Linked DNA regions of Mus musculus: region 2 is linked to region 1. The links are chromatin loops, found by intact Hi-C in ENCODE. Cell type or tissue: heart. All regions are shown on one strand.

Region 1 (5,000 bases):
CATGATCAGCTGGTGGAAGGGAGGCACGTAGTGAATCGTTAGTGACAGAGCGGAAGAGAGGAAGGACATGAGGACACATCCTGGAGCTGGGAAGAGAATGTCTGCCCAGGAAGACCAAAGCAAGGGATGGAAAGGTGGCAAAAAGATCAACCAGTCCGAAGTCAGAGGCTGAGGCAGTCCTTCCAGGCCCTGGATGCCCGGATGCCAGGCTGGAGAGAGAAATGGAGCCACCTGCTCCCACTAGAGGCCATCTGAGGCACTAGGGCGGGGGAGGGGTGTGGCTTCTCTAAGATGTTCTCTAAGCAATCCACAGGCAGTTATTCATCGAGACGTTAGACTTGTGTACGAAACAGATGTCAGTATCTGCCACCTCCACAGAAGGCCTCCTGGCTTCAGAAACAATCCCTGCCCAAGAACTCACATGTAATTACATCTGTAATCCAACCCCAGTGCCATGTGATCACTTTGTATTCACAGCAGGAAAATGTGAGGGAATGAGGGGTGGAGGGTGATGTGGTTCAGTGGTACAGTGCTTGCCCAGCCTACACACAGTCTTAAGCTTGATTCCCAGCACGGTATAAGCCAGGCATGATGGTGTATGCCTGTCCTCTTAGCACTTAAGAGGGGAGGCAGAAGACCAGGAGCCCAAGGTCTGGTCAGTGAACCTAGACACCAGTGAACTCTAGGCTAATAGTGAGAGAGCCTGTGTCTCAGGGAGAGGAAGTGAGGGGAGAGAGGGAGAGAGAGGGAGAGAAGCTGAGAAGGGACCTCAAAGTCAACACACATGTGCACACAAACAAACACTAATGGATACACACATGTGCACACACACAAACAAACACTAATGGATACACACATGTGCACACACACAAACACTAATGGATACACACATGTGCACACAGACAAATACTAACATATACACACTTGTGCACACACACAAACACTAATGGATACACACATGTGCACACACACACAAACACATACACACAGAGAGCAAGAAAGTGGAAACAGGAAGGCGGCATCTGAACCTTACCTCTGTCCAGGCTCCTGATCCAGGAAGGGGATAGGGCCTGCAGGACCACAGGTTGGGTACAAAGAAATAACCTCTCAGGCACTGTGTTGAGCAAGGGAAAGCGGGAGAGGGGAGCATGGATTCCGATGTCAGCTCTGGCCCTTACTGTGTGACCCAGCACAGTGTGCCCCCTCTCTGAGTCTATCATTCCTCATCCATAAGGAGGGGACTAAAAAATGATACTGGCTAGCACAGACTGGCCACAGGCAAGCCATTAAGGTCCATGACTCCTTCCACATCCAAGTGCTGGAGGAAGGAGCTTCAGCGGGCCCTTCCACTCTGCTCAATGTAGTCATCTTAGAAAGCAAAGTGTGTGTGGCCTGGAACTGTAAGGAGGAAATGAACACCACTGCAGTCTGCCTCATGGACCTGCCAAGAACAGGTTTATGATCCTCTACCATGTCACCACAGTCAGTATAGTCAGCCATGCTGAGCTTGGAACCCCGTGCAGAGAACCTGACCCACCATCTGCCTCACCTGGAATGCCCCCCTATTCCCTCCCAAAGTGGTGGAGAAGCTAACAAGGGGCCCAAGGAACCTCTAGGCAATTCAGTATGGCAGGGTCTAACCATTTAGTAGGCCCAGCCTGGTGACTTCAGGGCCCTAACCCTACTTGTCAGCTCACACACTAGCCTTTCACCCTGAGCCTCTCCTGATACAAGCCTGCTGTGGCCCCAAACCTTGGTCCTCCAATGACCCCAAGGGCCACAGTAGAGATCCAGCTCTCTGAAGAAATCGGGCCAAGCCAGCTCAGCCAGCCCCAACTGTCATTGGTCAACCGGATGTTCCCTGACCAGTGTTACTGTCACCACAGATCATCCTGCAGCCTCCATAACTCAATGGCTCCCTGTGGTCAGGGGTACAAACTAAGACCTCAGCTCTCACTAAGAGCCACCCAGATGTCCACTCGCTGCCCTCTGCTGCCTCCCGCTGGTGAGAAAACAGCCTGCAGACAGGCCAGCTCTACCCATGCTACTGTCCCCTTAGAACACTAGCTCTGGTTTCCTAAGCCTCTCACTCTCTCATCTCTCTCCAACTCCTAGTCCCAGCTGCACCTCAGAGCTCTATCAGGGATGCTGTTGCTTTGGGGCAGTAAGGGACAGTGTGAAGGGGGAGAAATAGGCCCCGCTACCTGGGGTTCTGGGCAAAGTATGGGAAGGGTGGACCCTGAAACACAAGCAGCAGGGTTAGACACCGGCTAACCGCCTACCTGCAGGCTTTGAAGCCCTCACAGCTGCCCTGTTTGGAGATGAAGAAAGAGGTCTGGAGACAGGTGACTTACCCACAGAGGGGAGCAGTGGCCCTCCCAGGTGCTCTGTGGGGAGACGTCAGCACTGTCTCCCTGGAGCACAGGTCGAGAGGAAAAGCCTCACACCATTCCACCTCCCCTTCACTGAACCCAGAATGCCACCCTGAATGAGAACGCCTGTAAGGAGCCTGTGACACAGCCCAAGAAGCAGTCTTCACACCCTCACGGTCATAAGGGAGGCCCCGGCAGAGACCAAGGGACACTCTGGAAGGTTCTAGAGCTGCAAAGAAGGTGTGCAGAGCTGTGTTTGTTCCCTTTCTTTCCTCTCCATGTCCCTATCCAAGCTGCCCAGGCTGGGCTAGTGCTTCCTGTAACTGACCAAGCAGGCTCCCACAAGGGCATGTAAGCTCAGGGGATCAAGGCTTAGGTGAGAAGAGCAGTTGGCTTGATCCTTTAACCCATCCTGAATGGCACCCTGACTCCCCGAATAAGCACAAATCCTGTTCATTCAGCCAGGAGATTGTTGCTGCCCCCTAGACCTGCACATCCTGAACAACTCCTGCATCTGGTGGTCTGACCAAAACCTACCTAAAACAGTCCCTCTCTAGAAAAGGGCCTCCTTCTGCAGAAGGCACACATGGCCAGATTGGTAGATCCTTCGGCCACCTCATCCACCTTCTACTCGCCTGTTCACACATAGGGAGACTACGGTAGGGAGAGGACAGAACAGCTGAAAACCTCAAGTGGGTACAAAGTACAAAGGCTTCTGTGCTCCCACTAACGCCCCTCACATTTCTTCTCCCTCAGCTTTTCCTTCCTGCTTCCAGCACGTCACTCGGGACCATTGGTCTGTTCCTGTTTGGGTCTATCTTCCTCTAACTATTGTCTCTTTTGTTGAGAAACTCCTGCATGTCCCTTAAAACCCAGTCATAAAGGTCCCCACTGTAAGAATTCTCTCATCTTCTTTTAGCCAGAGAGCCTTCATTCTGGGTTCCCACAGCACCCCAGGCACCGTCCCTGAATCAGAAACACAGTTTGTGCACAGCCCAACACTAGTGAAAGTGAACCAAGAAGACCTGCTTCTAGAAGCATCCACGCTCAACACAATGCCACGTTTATCTGCAGCTTCTGCAGTTCCCCCACCCCCAGCCTTCCTCTCTGACACTTCTCCATCTCACAAAATATAGCCCTGAGACCTAATTTCAGCCGAACCTTCAAAGTCTCCACTTTCAACTTCCCAAGGAGGGATCAACTGGCTTCCATGTTTCATTTCCCAGACCCTCTGCCACCTCCCACCCCAACCCTGCTAGACTGCTCAAGGTCAATGCCTAGGTGGACAGAGGAAGGAGGAAGGACTGAGCCCACACCTAGAGATGGAAAAGGCCAATGGGCCATCCAGGGTACCACAGCTATCAGCATTTCCTTGTCTCCGGTCAGCCTGATTCTTGGGAACACACTAGGAGACTGTGGCCCAGGAGGGCTTGGCTTGGGTTGACCCTACACCTGTAAACCCCACCACCTACATGGCCTTTCATCTTTGTCTTCCCCCTTCCCAGTACAGAGAAGGCAGACCTGGGTGGGAATCCCAAACACCTCCCAGAGAGAAACAGGCCACTGTGGTCACCTACTCTCAGCCCCTTCCCTATGGGATCTTTATCCCAGGTCCCCTGGGGAGCCACAGCCCCATGCTCACTGCAACTGAGAGTGGAAGCCATGCAGGAGAACAGGGAGGACCCGCAACTCGATCAAGTCACAAAGCTGGCACCAGGCCTTGAAGCCACATTAGAATATTAAGCACAGGGCCATCATCTTCATTTCACACAAAGAAAAATACTGAGGCTCTCTCTAGCCCCACACTCTAAGAGGCTGTCACCCATGTCCCACTTAGCCACCCATGCCCTATGAAACAGCCGTGGGGATAGCGCCTCACAGAACGAGTGAGAACCCTGGGAGGGAACACACAACCCAAACTGGAGATCCACTCTCAGCTGGGTGGGACCTCTGTCAGATCCAGTCCTCTGCTAGTCCTTGAGACCATCTACTCTGACACACAATCTCCCACAGGGCACCTTCTGTGAAAGATGGTGACATCCTGTCACCCAGGTTTGCAATGGCAGCAACAGTGGCAGGTTCATTACAGCCTGTGGTATCTCACCTGCCTCCCCCAGGCAAAACCATGTTCCCAGGCTCCCTCAGGGCCTACAGGGAGCAGCTGCAAGCTGGAGCTGAGGATGCCACGGCCGGAGAAAATAAGTGTTCAGGAATGGGGTGAGGTGGCTCTCCTCCCGATACCCCAAATGCCGTATCTTCTGTGCCCTAGTACTAATCCAGAGTCGGAAAGAGAAACCCAGTTGGGACTGTGGATCCAATGGATGGATGTGGTTGGTCAGAGTGCATCCCATCAGCTAAGTACCTGCTGCAGGGCCAGGTTGTTGTTTCACGCTTTACTGATAGAGATTCTAAAAGGCTGGGTGGCTAACCAGGTCACATCATAGCTCAGAAGTGCTAGGATTTGAATCCAGATCTTGTATCCAAACACTTCAGTTCATCCAGCCCCAGGCCAAGAGAGTCTCCACTCACAGCCCTGTCTTTAATGGCTACACAGAGCCAAAGGACCAAAGTGCCTAAGGGCAAGACCCTGACCTGGCCAACCGCCCTATCAGTACCTGATAAGTCAAG
Region 2 (5,000 bases), 280 kb before region 1:
GGGACCAAGTGCCCAGATACATGAGCCTCTGAGGACAGTCTCATTCAGAACAGCACAGAGTCTAAGTCGCACATACAAAAGCACAGATTCATGAAACAGTGTGGCAGGCACACAGGAAGCACAAGCAGGGGAGCCACGCCCATGAAATGATGAGCCGTCACGTGTAGGTGGAGCTTAGAGGGAGAGCCTTAGACAGTAGGACGAACCTTGCGTACTCTCCATTCAAGACCATGGACAAGTGGAGGGCATGTGGAAGCTTCCAGTAAAAGACGGGGTGAGGATGGTTAGGGTTTAGAACGGGAAGGGTCACCTGCAGAGTAGATGGATGAGCGAGGAGAAGTGAAATGAGGGAGAGGAGGATGGTGCTGATGGTGGAGCTGAACGGTGGCTCACGCCACCACGTGATTCCAGTACGCGAGGTAAGGGCAGGAGGGCTGAAAGTGGAAGGCCAGCCTGCCTACCCAGTACTCCCTGGGAGCCGCCCACCTCACCATAAAACTCAGAACTTTAAACTCTGACACAGAGACAGGAGAGGAGGGTTAGATGTGAGAAAGATTCACCAGGTGGTGCCAAAAAGACCCTGGCATCGTGGCGCTGGAGGGGCAGAACACTTGAGGAGACTGGTGAGGTGCCAAGGTGGGATGCCCAAGAAAAGCAATTGATTTAGTGGAGAAAATGGAAAATGGCCTCCCTGGGGCTGAGAAGGCGCCTCTGGCTTTCCCTGTTGCTAATTTGCACCCATCCAGAGAGACGATTTTCTGTGCAGTAAAAGTCAGAGATTGGGTTAAGAGATGGCCCCAGTAGCTTCCTGTTTTAGCATTTTAAGCCCTGTTATACCAATGCCCATTTGACTGAAGCTGAATAGTCTCTGATATAATTTGCAGTCTCCTGACTTTGGGCCCGACATTCGTACCATACTCTTTTGGGGTCTCTGTCGTCTTCCTTCGGCCCCATCATTGCATCTCTGTGTGTTGGCATTCCGTCACTGTGATAAAGTGCATAACCTGCAGAGGGAAGAGGTTGTTTGGCTCCTAGTTTAGGGAATTCAAGGCCCAGTCAGTGGCTATTGGCTCCATTACCTTGGGCTTTTTATGTGTTAGCACGCTGTCGCAGGAACACGGGAAGGACCTGCCTACCTCACGGCAATGGGACCCAGGAGAGAAGAGACTGGCATTCTACAAGCTCCCTTGAAGGCACACAATAAATAACACAATAACCTCCCAGGAGGTCTCCCCTTCTACCACCCTGTAACAGCGTCATAGGCTGTCAGTCAATCCTGCAAGCCCCGGGCCTTCAAGATCCAACAGTAACATCTAAATAGGAAAATGCTAACTAGAGTGCAGATGGGCATCCAGTGGAAGTTTAATGATGGACATTCCTTATTAGCTTCAAACCTGAGTTTTAAATGTGGCGTTATTATTTCTATTGACTTCTCTGGTTTGTCAGAAAATAACATCTTCATTTTAAGGATTCAACTAATATATGATAATGTGAAATAAAAAGTGAATAAAGGGAGGCTGGAGAGATGGCTCAGAGGTTAAGAGCACTGACTGTTCTTCCAGTGGTCCTGAGTTCATTTCCCAGCGACCACATGGTGGCTCACAACCATCTGTAATGGGATCTGATGCCCTCTTCTGGCCTGCAGGCGTACATGCAGCTGAACGCTGGATAGTTTACAAATGGAGAAAGGGAGCCTGCAGGTGGTGCCTGCCTTTAGTTCCAGCACTTGGAAGGCTGGGGCAGGATGTCTCTGTGAGCTTGAAGCCAGCTAGTCTGGTGACTGAGTTCCAGGACAGCCAGAGCTATATATTGAGACCTTGCTTTTTGTTTGTTTGTTTGTTTGTTTTTGTTTTGTTTTTTGTTTTTTGTTTTTAAATCCCTACTTATTAGCTGAAACGAGGTGTATTTGGGCCACAGAAAAGTACCACTGTTTAGAAAGCAACAGTTCAGTACGAATTCTTTTTATTTATTTATTTATTTATTTATTTATTTATTTATTTATTTATTATATGTAAGTACACTGTAGCTGTCTTCAGACACACCAGAAGAGGGAGTCAGATCTCGTTACGGATGGTTGTGAGCCACCATGTGGTTGCTGGGATTTGAACTCTGGACCTTCGGAAGAGCAGTCAGGTGCTCTTACCCACTGAGCCATCTCACCAGCCCAAAGCGAACCACCCCAGATGGGACACGAACAGTACGAATTCTTTTCCTGTGTACAAGCAAATACACATAACAGATACAGATTTTTCTTAAACCCTGAGTTATACTAAACACTGTTCCTCATTAGCTTGCTTCTACCCACTCCCTGTACTTTCGACGTCTTCTTGGGTCAGTGCTACATCGAATTTCATTATGAAGAGATCATAGCTTGTGTTAGGTAGTTCTCATGCTTCTTGTTGTTTAACAAATAACATTATAAGACACACCTTCATCATAGGGTGCTGGCATTTTCTTTAAATAGGTAGGTCATGTACTTCCTGGACAGGCAAGCCAAACACAAAGCTTCATCAGACGTGGGAATGTGCCTGTGTGTGTGTGTGTGTGTGTGTGTGTGTGTGTGTGTGTGTGTGTGTGTATGTGTGTGTGTGTGTGATAGAGGAGGTGTGACTCACTGTAAAACAATAAAGGAATCTGGAGCTTTGTGATTTCTTTCATGGATTATTAGCGAGTGCATTTCATCCAGACAAGGGGAGACCCAGTTCCTGTTGTCCACGCACAGTCTCTACCCACATTCAACCAGCAGGTGGCGCCGGGCGGACGCAAATAGGCTTCTCGGGGGGATTTTTATAAAGGCTGCAGGAAGATGCAGGCTTGCTTCCCAGTTTTAGCAGATGGCCAATCAAAAAATTCCTTTGGAGTTTTATTTCCTTTTTCTTTCTTTCTTCTCCTTTTAAAAAATTTTTTTTTGCATATGGTCTTCCATCTGGGTATTTGAGAAAAGTACAGTTTTGTTATCAAAACAGCATTTATTATGGTGAAAGAGTTTGTATTTCTCAGCAAAGTTTTTTTTTTTTTTTACTTTACTTTTAGAGAATAAAGCCAAAACCTGCTCAATAATGTCTTGCAGCTTCTCAGAGGGCTCCATGGAGCTTGAGAGCTTCCATTTCCCCACAGTTAGTCCTAAGTTAGCTCTGAGGACTCAGCGCCTCAGGGTGGAGACAAGCACTTTGTTTGAGAAGACAAAACAGAAAGAAAGCAGTGCTCTCCACTGGGTCAGAGTAAAGGCAGGAAATAACCAAATCCTTTCTCTTGTCCTACAACCCTTTGGTGACTTATTTGCACAGCTGCCTGTGACGGTTGGCTTTAACTGTCAAGTTGACACAAGACTCACCCAAGAAGAAAGTTTTAGTGAAGAATTGTCTACCTCAGGTTGACCTGTGGGCATGCTGGTGGGGAACAATCTTGGTTGCCTTCACTGATGTGGGAAGACCAAGCCCACCGTGGGAGGTACCATTCCCTGGGCCTGGGGATCCTGAACTGAACAAGAGAAGAGAACACCAACTGAGCACTAGTAAGCAAGCAGGCATGCATTCAGATATCTCTCTGCTTCTGACTTTGAATGTGCTGTGCCCAGGAGACATCCCTGCAGAGGTAGAATATGGCCTGGAACTGTAGCCCAAAACACCGTCGTCTCCCGACCCCCACCCGCCATGTTGCCAGGGGTGTTTTACCACAGCCATGAGTGAAGCCAGAACATTTTCCTTCATGGAGACAGTATTCTGATCTGCCTGGCTGGGAGGCCCCACTAGGTAGTAAGTTTAAACTTGTCCTACCGACCCCTGCAGCCTCACCTCCACAGTCCCAACCCCCGCTTCTTCAGTACTTTGTGGCCTACTGTGTGTGTATGTGCTCACACACACCCATGAACATACATGTATAGGTCAGAGGGCAACCTCAGTGTCATCAGTCAGGCACATCTGCCTTTGTGGGGTGCAGTTTCTCACTGACCAACCAGGGCAGGCTGGCTAACAAGCTCCAAAGAAACATCTGCCTCTGCCTCCCTGGTGCTGACATCACATGTCATGTGGGCCCTCTGTGCCCATTTTTAAAAACTGAATTCTAGGGGTTGAATTCAAGTCTCCCCGCTTACAAGTCAAGCACTTGACCGACTGGGTGATTTCTACAGCACCGTGCTGGGGTTTTAGGTATCGGCTCCTCGATCGCTCTTTGTGGCATGTTTTTGCCTAGACCTGTGGACTTCATCCTTCATGTCTCCTTCAGTCCCCAACGCTGTCTTATTTCACAGGACTGATGTTAATTCTTGTTTTCCTTTCTATCTTCATGTTGTTTTGAAACAGGGTCTCATGAAGAAGGCTGGCCTTGAATTTGTTAGGTAGCTGAAGATGGCTTTGAACTTGGCCCTCCTACCTTCCAATGGCCAGGCATGTTCCTCTCCACCTGGCTCAACTTTGATAATTCTTTAAACTCCGGGCAAGCCTTTTCTTTCTCTACCACGCCTGCTCTGCTGCCCATGTCTAGGGCATTGAGCTGTTTTCTTTACGATACGTATGACTACGTTTCCTTCTCTCTTTGTCCTACTAGGAGGTCTGATGGGTCTGACTGATCATCAGCACACAGTAGACAGTCAAGTACATTGGTCTAATTGAAAGGTTTTATCTCTTGGGAGGTTAGCCATTGAAGTTGGCCTGTCTGGTCAGCATGACTTGACCTGCCTCCCAAGAATGTACAACACACTTGGGCCAGAGGAGACTTACCAAAATACTTCCATCCAGCGAGAGGCCCAGGTAGTCACTCACTGGCCACCCTGCCCAGGTCTTGTCTCAGCCTCTACCTGGTCACGTGCCTCTTTCCCTTCTACAGCAGGAGGGAGTGGACATAAACAATGGGATGTCATCTGCTTTTGGCACACAACATCCTTAGAGGCTGGGGCCCATGGCGGCAGTGTCCAGTGAGTAAAAGACTGGAGACAGAAGCGAGGGGAACCAGATGTCAGAAGAATCAGATGATCCAAAGGCATGGCTTCCTCTCTCTCCATC

Evidence for each region. Hi-C counts contacts between places; a loop is a spot of excess contacts. Peaks named below come from ENCODE experiments on the same cell type or tissue, not always from the same donor. Only the 100,000 strongest peaks of a DNase experiment are listed, where the experiment ranks them.
Region 2: it touches region 1 in a loop (4-fold over the local background); 6 of 42 quality-filtered maps call a loop at or near these places.

The regions. Positions count from the first base shown.
Region 1 is chr2:35,646,900-35,651,899 of GRCm38, reverse strand. The region is part of intron 2 of Dab2ip (disabled 2 interacting protein); the gene reads right to left. Among named protein-coding and RNA genes, the nearest start is that of Dab2ip, 27 kb to the right of the region's middle. In heart, CTCF peaks have their summits at 238 and 2,011 (motif pointing left); DNase peaks (open chromatin) are centred at 229 and 1,999; H3K27ac peaks cover 1,318 bases.
Region 2 is chr2:35,928,462-35,933,461 of GRCm38, reverse strand. The region is part of intron 3 of Ttll11 (tubulin tyrosine ligase-like family, member 11); the gene reads left to right. Among named protein-coding and RNA genes, the nearest start is that of Gm35396, 47 kb to the right of the region's middle. In heart, CTCF peaks have their summits at 1,644 (motif pointing left) and 2,742 (motif pointing right); a DNase peak (open chromatin) is centred at 2,741; H3K27ac peaks cover 306 bases.